Linked DNA regions of Mus musculus: region 1 is linked to region 2. The links are chromatin contacts, found by Hi-C or POLR2A ChIA-PET in ENCODE. All regions are on one chromosome and are shown on one strand. Each heading gives the region's core, a stretch centred on a gene start or an enhancer-like site at or near the end of the contact. The rest is flanking DNA. Distances are from core to core; before and after follow the strand shown. Region 1 overlaps Arid2 (AT rich interactive domain 2 (ARID, RFX-like)). Region 2 holds the start of Arid2 (AT rich interactive domain 2 (ARID, RFX-like)).

The links. A loop is a pair of places that touch in the nucleus more often than their neighbours do. ChIA-PET counts read pairs that join two places held with the same protein, here RNA polymerase II (POLR2A).
Region 1: a map of heart shows a loop between it and region 2 (2.3-fold over the local background). The contact joins the enhancer-like site here to the promoter of Arid2 in region 2. A Hi-C loop is called at or near these places in 1 of 37 maps with a recorded cell type or tissue (heart). POLR2A ChIA-PET finds 5 or more read pairs at or near these places in 3 of 5 experiments (Patski and embryonic stem cell).

What each region holds. Positions count from the first base shown.
Region 1 is chr15:96,375,352-96,379,319 of GRCm38, reverse strand. Arid2 (AT rich interactive domain 2 (ARID, RFX-like)) reads right to left here. Exons shown (of 21, transcript NM_175251.4): 16 at 358-506. Among named protein-coding and RNA genes, the nearest start is that of Gm41408, 75 kb to the left of the region's middle. Within about 2 kb of position 1,412, at least 1 of the 3 ENCODE cell types and tissues checked has a DNase peak (open chromatin) inside an H3K27ac peak, as active enhancers do.
Region 2 is chr15:96,285,281-96,289,183 of GRCm38, reverse strand. Arid2 (AT rich interactive domain 2 (ARID, RFX-like)) reads right to left here and starts at 1,662. Exons shown (of 21, transcript NM_175251.4): 1 at 1,398-1,662; 2 at 1,197-1,290; 3 at 32-129. The coding sequence starts at 1,489. Gm38469 reads left to right here and starts at 1,786. Exons shown (of 3, transcript XM_011245785.3): 1 at 1,786-3,168. The coding sequence starts at 1,931. The coding sequence ends at 2,674.

The DNA.
Region 1 (3,968 bases), core at 163-2,662, 90 kb before region 2:
AGACCAGGCTGGCATCAAATGCAGAGATCTGCCTGTTTCTGTTTCCTGAGTGTTGGGATTAAGTTGTGCCAGTATGCCTGGCTTAAAACCAGGTTCTTAATTGATCAAAATTCCTTACTAGCATGAAGCAATCGAGTCCTTCTGACACGGATACAGACCTTTCAGCTGAAGCATGCCTCTTGTTCCAGGTAAGTGTAACTCTCAACATAAAAGACTTTTCATTAGAAGTTATTGGTTTCAGAAAACAAAATGTTATAAACTATATACACGACAGAAATTTAAATATCAAAGCACTCTAAAACAAAGTATGCTTTTGTATAACAACAACAACAACAACAACAAAACCCCGCCATTTACTTTTTACAAGACTGCCACAGACACATGAAGTTCTGCCCAGGTTTTCTCACTGGATCTGCATGCTGACTGGACGCACTGACTGGAGAAGGCTGAGAACTGCTAGGCTGGCCCTGCACTTGTACAGCTGGTGAAGGTGGCATAGGAGTGTTCTGTGGAAAAGCACAAATAGAGGTTGTGACATGACACCAGAAAACAGCATTCTATACTCTATAAGGACATTAGTGACAGGTACACAATTCTAACATAAAACTTTTGTACAGTTTGTAATTTCAAGTTAATGATTACATTTAAAAAGATGATTTTTATTAAAAGGTTAGGAAGTATGCTCCTTTTAAAATATGTAACCACAGAAGCAATATTATTCATTGTGTTATCTCTTGACATCTGTGACATCTTGGCTTCTGTGACTTCCCATGGATATCAAGATCTGTTTGCATTTATATAGATGGCAAAATCCCTATGTCTCAGTGTGCATGTCTCCCTGTATACTAGGTCATTTCTCGATTCCACACCACCATTCAAATATCGCAAATGCACAGAAGTACAAAGAGCTGCTGCACCGCGTTCTCCAATTCATGGTCAGTAAAGAATTGTTTTCTGCTATTTTTGATTCAAGTTATAAATTCATGGACATGGAAGCGGTAGACATGGACAACAGACTGTATTATTCAAATTAAGAATTGTAGTAAGAAGCAACTCAATTATAGCCTGAAATGAAAACAAAGCCTTACGATTTACTTGCCCTGTCGAGAACAGATCAGCTGCAAATTATTGCTTAGAATAATTCTTTTCCCCTCAGATTTCATCAGTGACACAACATGAATCACAGCAAACCTCAGGTCAGAGTTAGTAATGATGACACAACCATGTAAGGAGAATATCAAAAATAGTAAATAATTCAGAGTAAAGTGTCTACCAACTTAATCTTGGAGGATATTCAGTTTATAGTTTGCCTTAAGGATCCGAGCCAGAACCTTCCCGATGCTAGGCAAGGCCCTGCTGTGCTGCTCAAGCTGGCCTTCAACTGCCAGGTAGCCCAGGACAGCTTGGAACGCAATCCTCCTGGCAGCACCTCTCAGATGCGCGATCACAGGCACATGCCACCGTGCCTGGCTGGCAGTTACAGCTGTGACGGTAACACTAGCACAAAGTAGACACACAGTCTTTTAAATATAACCTCTGTTATGTCCTATATCATATGCCTTTTACTTAAAAAAAACACTAATAGAGTATCTTTTAAAATGTTTAGGTCAGCCATTTTCTTGAGATACCTGAAAAGAAAACAAGTTAAATTTCTTATGGAAGTCAAGAGCTGTTTAGCAGGTTGGTAAGACAGCGACTGCGTTTGTCCACTCACTGGTGACGTCAGCACAGGCAGCAAGGACTGAAAGTGCTGGGTCCCCAAGAGTAAAACCACAGCTCTTTTTCTAAGCCAAACCAAAACCATACAGGGCTATATAATGGTGCAGACGGATAAAACATAAACAGAAGTGAGAAGTCTGGAGTTGAGTCCTGTGGCTGAGGCTGAGGCTTAGTTGGCAAAGTGCCTGGCTGGCATACACAGCCCCGGAGCTGACTTCACACAGGAAGCCAGGAGTGGTAGTGTGCTACCCTGGAAGGCTGGGGCTCTAACCCAGGCTCTTGCCCATGCTAGCAAGTACTGTACCACTGGGATTTACAGGCCTTTAACCCTAGCACTTGGGAGTAGAGGCAGCTGATCAGAAATTCAAAGTCATCTTCTGCTGAGCTGGAGGCCAGTATGGGATACGGGAAAACTTGCCCTTAAAGACAGGAAAGAGAAAGAAAACCAGCAGAAATGTTGTGTTCTAAGCTCGGGGAGCCTACTCTGGAATGTTGTGTTCTAAGCTCGGGGAGCCTACTCTGGAATGTTGTGTTCTAAGCTCGGGGAGCCTACTCTGGAGCTGAAGTTGCTTCTGTGATGAGTTCTCACCTCTGAAACGTGAGAGTGAGAGCTAGAGTGACGCAGGTGTCACCAAAAGAGACTTTCCAGCTCAACACATCAGGACAGGACACAACTCTTCAGTCTGCTTTTTAAACAAAAGTTCATCAATTGTGTGTGCGTGTGCGCGTGCGTGTGTGTGTGTGTGTGGGGGGGTGTGTCCGTGCGTGTGTGCGCGCGTGCGTGCATGTGCGCGCGCGTGCGTGAATGTGCGCGTGCGTGTGTGTGCGTGTAAGGCAGAGGACAACTTTGGGGAGTCAGCTCTCTTTTACCACCATGGGTTTCAGAAATGGTTTTATGTTCTGAGCCACCTTGCCAGCCCTGAATCGTCAGTGTGCCCTTCTTCAACAGGCCGTGTGACCTGGGCAGCCTCATTACTTTCCTTGAACCTTGGTTTTTTCCTTTTGTGAGTATAGGAGATACAGTGTGATGAAATGAAACCATACACGAGGCACCTAGAATCTCATTCCAATATACATGTTACTATTGCCATTATAATAGAGAAATCCAGAAGAAAAACACAGGTTTCGAGTTCAGAGGTAAGATGAACCTACTACACATGTGTTTCTCAACAGGTTACAACACATGGTCAAATCACTTCCTTAAAACAAGAGCTCTGAATAGAAAATTGTGAATTCAGTAACTGAGAAGAGAACCTTGCCAAGTATAAATCTCAAGAGTGAGAAATTACATCATACTAACATTTTAATTAAAGGAAGCACCCTAGTTTTCCTGATGTGGACACTACTGCCATTTAAATTGTGAGCTTTACTGACTGTCCAGTGTGTGTATAAAGGTGTGTTTGACTTTCACAAATGCCAAGATTTTTATCTTTTTGATGATTCTGAAAGTCTTACTAGGTCACCAAGAACTGAGAAACAATGCATCATGTGACAATTTAACCCCAAATATTAATAAGGGATATGGAAAGGATGACTGACGTTAACCTAAGCTGTGAATTAAGAATGAATAAAAAACATACTGATGCAATGTGAACATTTTAGGGTCCTAATTCAAACAAACTTAAATCAAAACACACTCTCTCTAAAAAGAAGCCCGCGGAACCTGGACTGTGAGCCGGTTAGGGAGCAGAAGCACTGCACACTGCCAAGCACGACCTGGTACTAAGAGTTTCATGCAGCCATTTAAAAGAAGTAAAAAGAAATGTAGTAAAATGAAATGTTTGCTGTCAAGGGAGGAACAGAGGAATCCTAAACCACAAAACAGGACTAGGATCTGAAGGCAGCTGGCTCTGGCTTTGCAGAAATATACATATATATCTTTAAATACTAAGTAAATTAATGTTTTAAGAATTAGATCTTAGGGGGTGGTGGAGTGATGTTCTTCCAGAAGACCAGGGTTCAACCTTGAGCGCCCAACTCCAGTCCCAGGAGATCCAATGCCCTTTTATGGCTTCCACGGGAATCAGGCAGGATCCAGGTACATAGACATACATGCAGGCAAAACACCCATACTCACAAAGTAGATAATAGTAATATTAATACTAAAAGGGCTATTGCACAAGAATGCAGACCTGGTTTCCTCTCATTTCCAGTAAACATGAAAGACCAGCCAGCCGCAGCCAGCCCTCAGACACGTATGTGAGAAGCTTCAGTAAATATTTGACGTGGTCAGCTCTTGAGGAATATTA
Region 2 (3,903 bases), core at 413-2,912:
CAAATACTGTGGAAAAGTCACCACTACTCACCGCAAGTAATACTGTTTTAAAGCAAAGGCAGCGTTGGAACAACTTCTGGGAAAGTTGAACTCTTCAACAATTTCTCCCCACTGATTCTTCTCAGAAACCTGTTAAAAACACAGGCACACTTGTCTCAAAGTGCCCAATCCAAGAAAAACCTACCCTAACCTGGAAGCTAAATGCCCCTTCTGCAGAGATCTGTAGACACCTAAGGAGCAGTGGGTGTCTGGGGTCGACCCACGAGAGTTACTAAGCCAGGGCTGCTTGAATCACTATGTTTTCATCAGAGAGCCCTGTATTTAGCAGCACTTGTTTTGTTTTGGGGGGGGGTTGGTGGGTTTGTTTTGTTTTTGAAGCCCGGACAATAACCAATCGCAAGTCCCTCTGTCGCCCCCTTTTAAATCTCAACGCGGTCCGTTTGCAGTAAAGAAAAAAAAAAAAAAAAGTTCAAAAGGATCAATACTGCTCCGGACAGCGACGTCCGCGAGCTCTGGGGGGGCCGGGGCCGGGGCCGACTCCGATCCCTCTCCCAGATCTATCCATCTCCATAGGCCCTTCTTTGAGGCCTACAGCTTCTGCCTAGCCTTGAAGCCTAAGATGGCTATTTGCAGACAGGTCCTGCTTTCTTTTGTTAGCTGTAGAAAGCCAGGGCGAGCGGGCCGAGGCTGTGCCCCCGGCCGCCGGGATCATTTCGCAGCCGATTATCGATGTTAAACCTGCCCGCGCTAATTTTGAGTTGCACGAAAACTGCTCAGAGTCTGTGTGTCTCTGTGTCTCCGCCTGTGCTAGAGCGGCAGCGGCGGCGGCGGCAGCGCTGACTCGCGGGCGGGCGGGCGGGCCGCGGGCTCGGCGGGCGGCGGGCGAGCACTCCACTCGCCCGCGCTCCCCGCCGCGCCGCTCAGACCCCGCGGGGCCGGCCGGACACCGGGCAGGGCGCTCCCCGCCGCCGGGCCGCACCGCCCGCCCAAGCCCCGCGCCCGCCGCGCGCACGCGAGCCACCAGGCCGAAAACAGCCCCGCCGCCGGCCGCCTCCGTGGGCCACCGGCTGCGAGCGCCGAGAACGCCGTGTGTCCCGCCGATCGCCCCCCCGACCCCGGGCGCCTGCTCCCGGGTCGGAGCAGACTTTTCCGAGCAGGCCAGCGAGAGGGAAATACAAATTAAAACTTCCACTCACCTTCGCGAATCCGCCTAAAGTAGTGACTCTGGTGTAGAGCCCGTGAAGATCCAGCTCCTTCCCACCCACCGCAGGGATCTTCTTAAACGGCGACCTGCGGGCGACAGAAAGCCCCGCACTTGTCACCGGGACCCCGCGCCCGCGGCGGGCCCCCGTTCGCCCCGGCTCGCCCCGGCGCTGCCCCCCCGGTCCTGCTCTCACCCTCTGCTGTGGTGGAACTGCCGCAGCTCGTCCAGGAAAGCCAGTCCCTTCCTCCGCTCGTCCGGAGGCGCCTTCCCCGTCGAGTTTGCCATTATTTTGCCAAAGGAGGTCTCCCGAAAAAACCCAGATCGCGGTTCAAACGCGGCCCCCGCTCCCCGCGCTCCCTACCAGCGCCCGGAGCCCATTCCTCGGCCGGCGGTGGCGGGGCTCAGTCATGGGCCGGCGGTGGCGGCGGCGGCGGCGGCGGCGGCGGCGGCGGCGGCGCAGGGAGGGAGGAGGGAGGGGGAGGAGGCGAGGAGGAGGGGAAGGAGGGAGCGGGAGGCCAGGGGGAGCGCAGGGCCGGAGGGAGGGGAATTTCTAAAAAAGTTTAAAGAAACGGGAGCGAAACTAGAGGGGCAGGCGACGGGCGGCCGGGCGCGGAGCCGCGGGGCGAGCGCGGCCCCCACCCTGCCTCGCCGCCTCCCGCGGCCCGGCTCTGGGCCGCCTCTCAGCGCCGCCGGCCCTGGCGGCTCGGCCCGGGGACGCGATTCAACATGGTGCTGCGGCCGGGGGGCGCACGAGCCGACCGGGGGCCGGGCGAGCCGAGGCGAGGGGCCCGGGCGGCCGCAGGCCTGGGAGTTGCGGCGGCGGCGGCGGCGGCGGCGGCGCGGCGGGGCCGGGGCAGGCGGGGCCGCGTGGGGAGGGGGAGGTCTGTGTGGTGGCTTGTGGAGAGCGGGGTGACAGCGTGGATCCGGGCCGCGGCTCCGCGGGGCCCTCGCACACATTCACGCGCGGCGGCGGCGGCGGCGGCCCGGGCGTCCCCGGGCACAGGCTCCGGCGGCAGCCGAGCCGCTGCGCGCCGCCCGCCGGCCTGCCTGCCTGCCCGCCAGCCTCCCGTTCTCTGCTGCCGCCGCCACGGCCGGGCCGCCAGCGCCGCACAGCGCCCCCCGAGGGCCGGCCGCGGCACTGCGCCTGGCTCCACACGGTCGCGGCGGCTCCTCGCGGGGAACAATAGACTCGGCTCGCCCGGCTTAGGGTTCATCTGCAATGTGCAGCACATTTCACACGCACACAAAGCGGGCGGAAAGGGGGGCGGCGCGGGGAAACGGCCACTACCGGTTGTTCCGGGCTTAGGGGTGGAGGCGATGTTCGCGTCCCCGGCGGCGCCCGCCGGGCCTCCGGCCACACTGAGAAGCAGGCTCGCTCGGCGCAGCCCCGGCGGCCGCGGACGAGTCCGCTCGCCCCCTCTGGAGACGTTGCTAGCGGGAGGCGTTGGCCTCCGGGCTTCATCGTGCTAGCACGAAGCCCGCCGAGCACATGGTCCATGATGGGGCCGTAAACTCACTTTGACAAACTGTAGGATCGAATAGGCTGGAAACTGCCTGCCCTACTTTTGTGGAGCTAGAGTAAGGCTTTTCACTCGTCCTCCCTTTTTTGGTCGGTTTGGTGCACCGAACCCGGAGGTACGCAAACGGTAATCGCGCCTGTTGGGAAATAACCTCCCAACTTTGAGAATAACACTGCTTAGGTCTTTTTTTGCACTAGTATCTGAAAAAGAGGGCAAAATGTTTTTCCCTTTCAGTTTAAAAAAAAAGAAAATGTGTACATAGGGAATTCAAAATTTGTATCTTTTTTTTTTTTTAGTACCACTTAAATTTGCATTTACCCGGGTGTTGGAGCCCTCCCCGGTCTGCAAATGTGGAGAGCCTCATGCTTCTCCTTTGGTCTACTAGGATTCCCATTTTAGAGACAGCCACCAGTGGCAAAGTCACTAGCCCAAGGTCACAAGCTGGTAAGAGTCTGGATGGGTTTATTTCAGGTAGTCTTTCCGATGGGAGCACCTATCGGGTGACGGGGAGGAGTATATTAAAAAAAGAGAGAATTATGTAATAGAGCGGAGCGTGCTTCCGGTACTCACTCTAGGAAACGGGTTTATTTCCCAAGTAAAGTTTATGTCTTCAGTGGGGTCGGGATAAGGTGTGGCTAGCAAATTCCTGACACCCGAGGACCAGTGAGTGCCTCGCAAGCCTGTGAGGGGCGGAGACCCTGGCCGAGGAGGAGGAGGAGAAGCCGGCCGGGCCCGAGGCGAGGCGAGGCGCGCTGGTGGGGAGAGCCGGGCTGGGCCAGCGGCCGCCCCTTCCCCCGCCGCCTCAAGGGCAGCGGCGAGCCGGGCTGGCCGGGCTGTGCGGATTCCCTGCGCTCCGCACTTGCGCACGGCCCCTTGCGTAACCGTCAGCGCCGGGGATTCCCTAGAGGGGGGTCACTCTCTGCAACCATTACACACAGCCGAGCTCCGGCCGCCGCGCCTCACAAAATGGCGGCGCCCATGGATCCGCCGGGCGGCCGCTCCCCGGGCCCCATCTTGTGCGCGAGGCGAGAGACCCGTCACCGTGGAATACCTCCGCCGAGGATGCAGCGGACCCGGGGGGGAAGCCCGCGTGGGGTGTGGGGGGGGGGGAAGGACCGCGTTGCCAAGGACGTCGGCGACTCCTGGCCCGGCGCGCCCTGTCCTCTTCCGTCTTCTCCG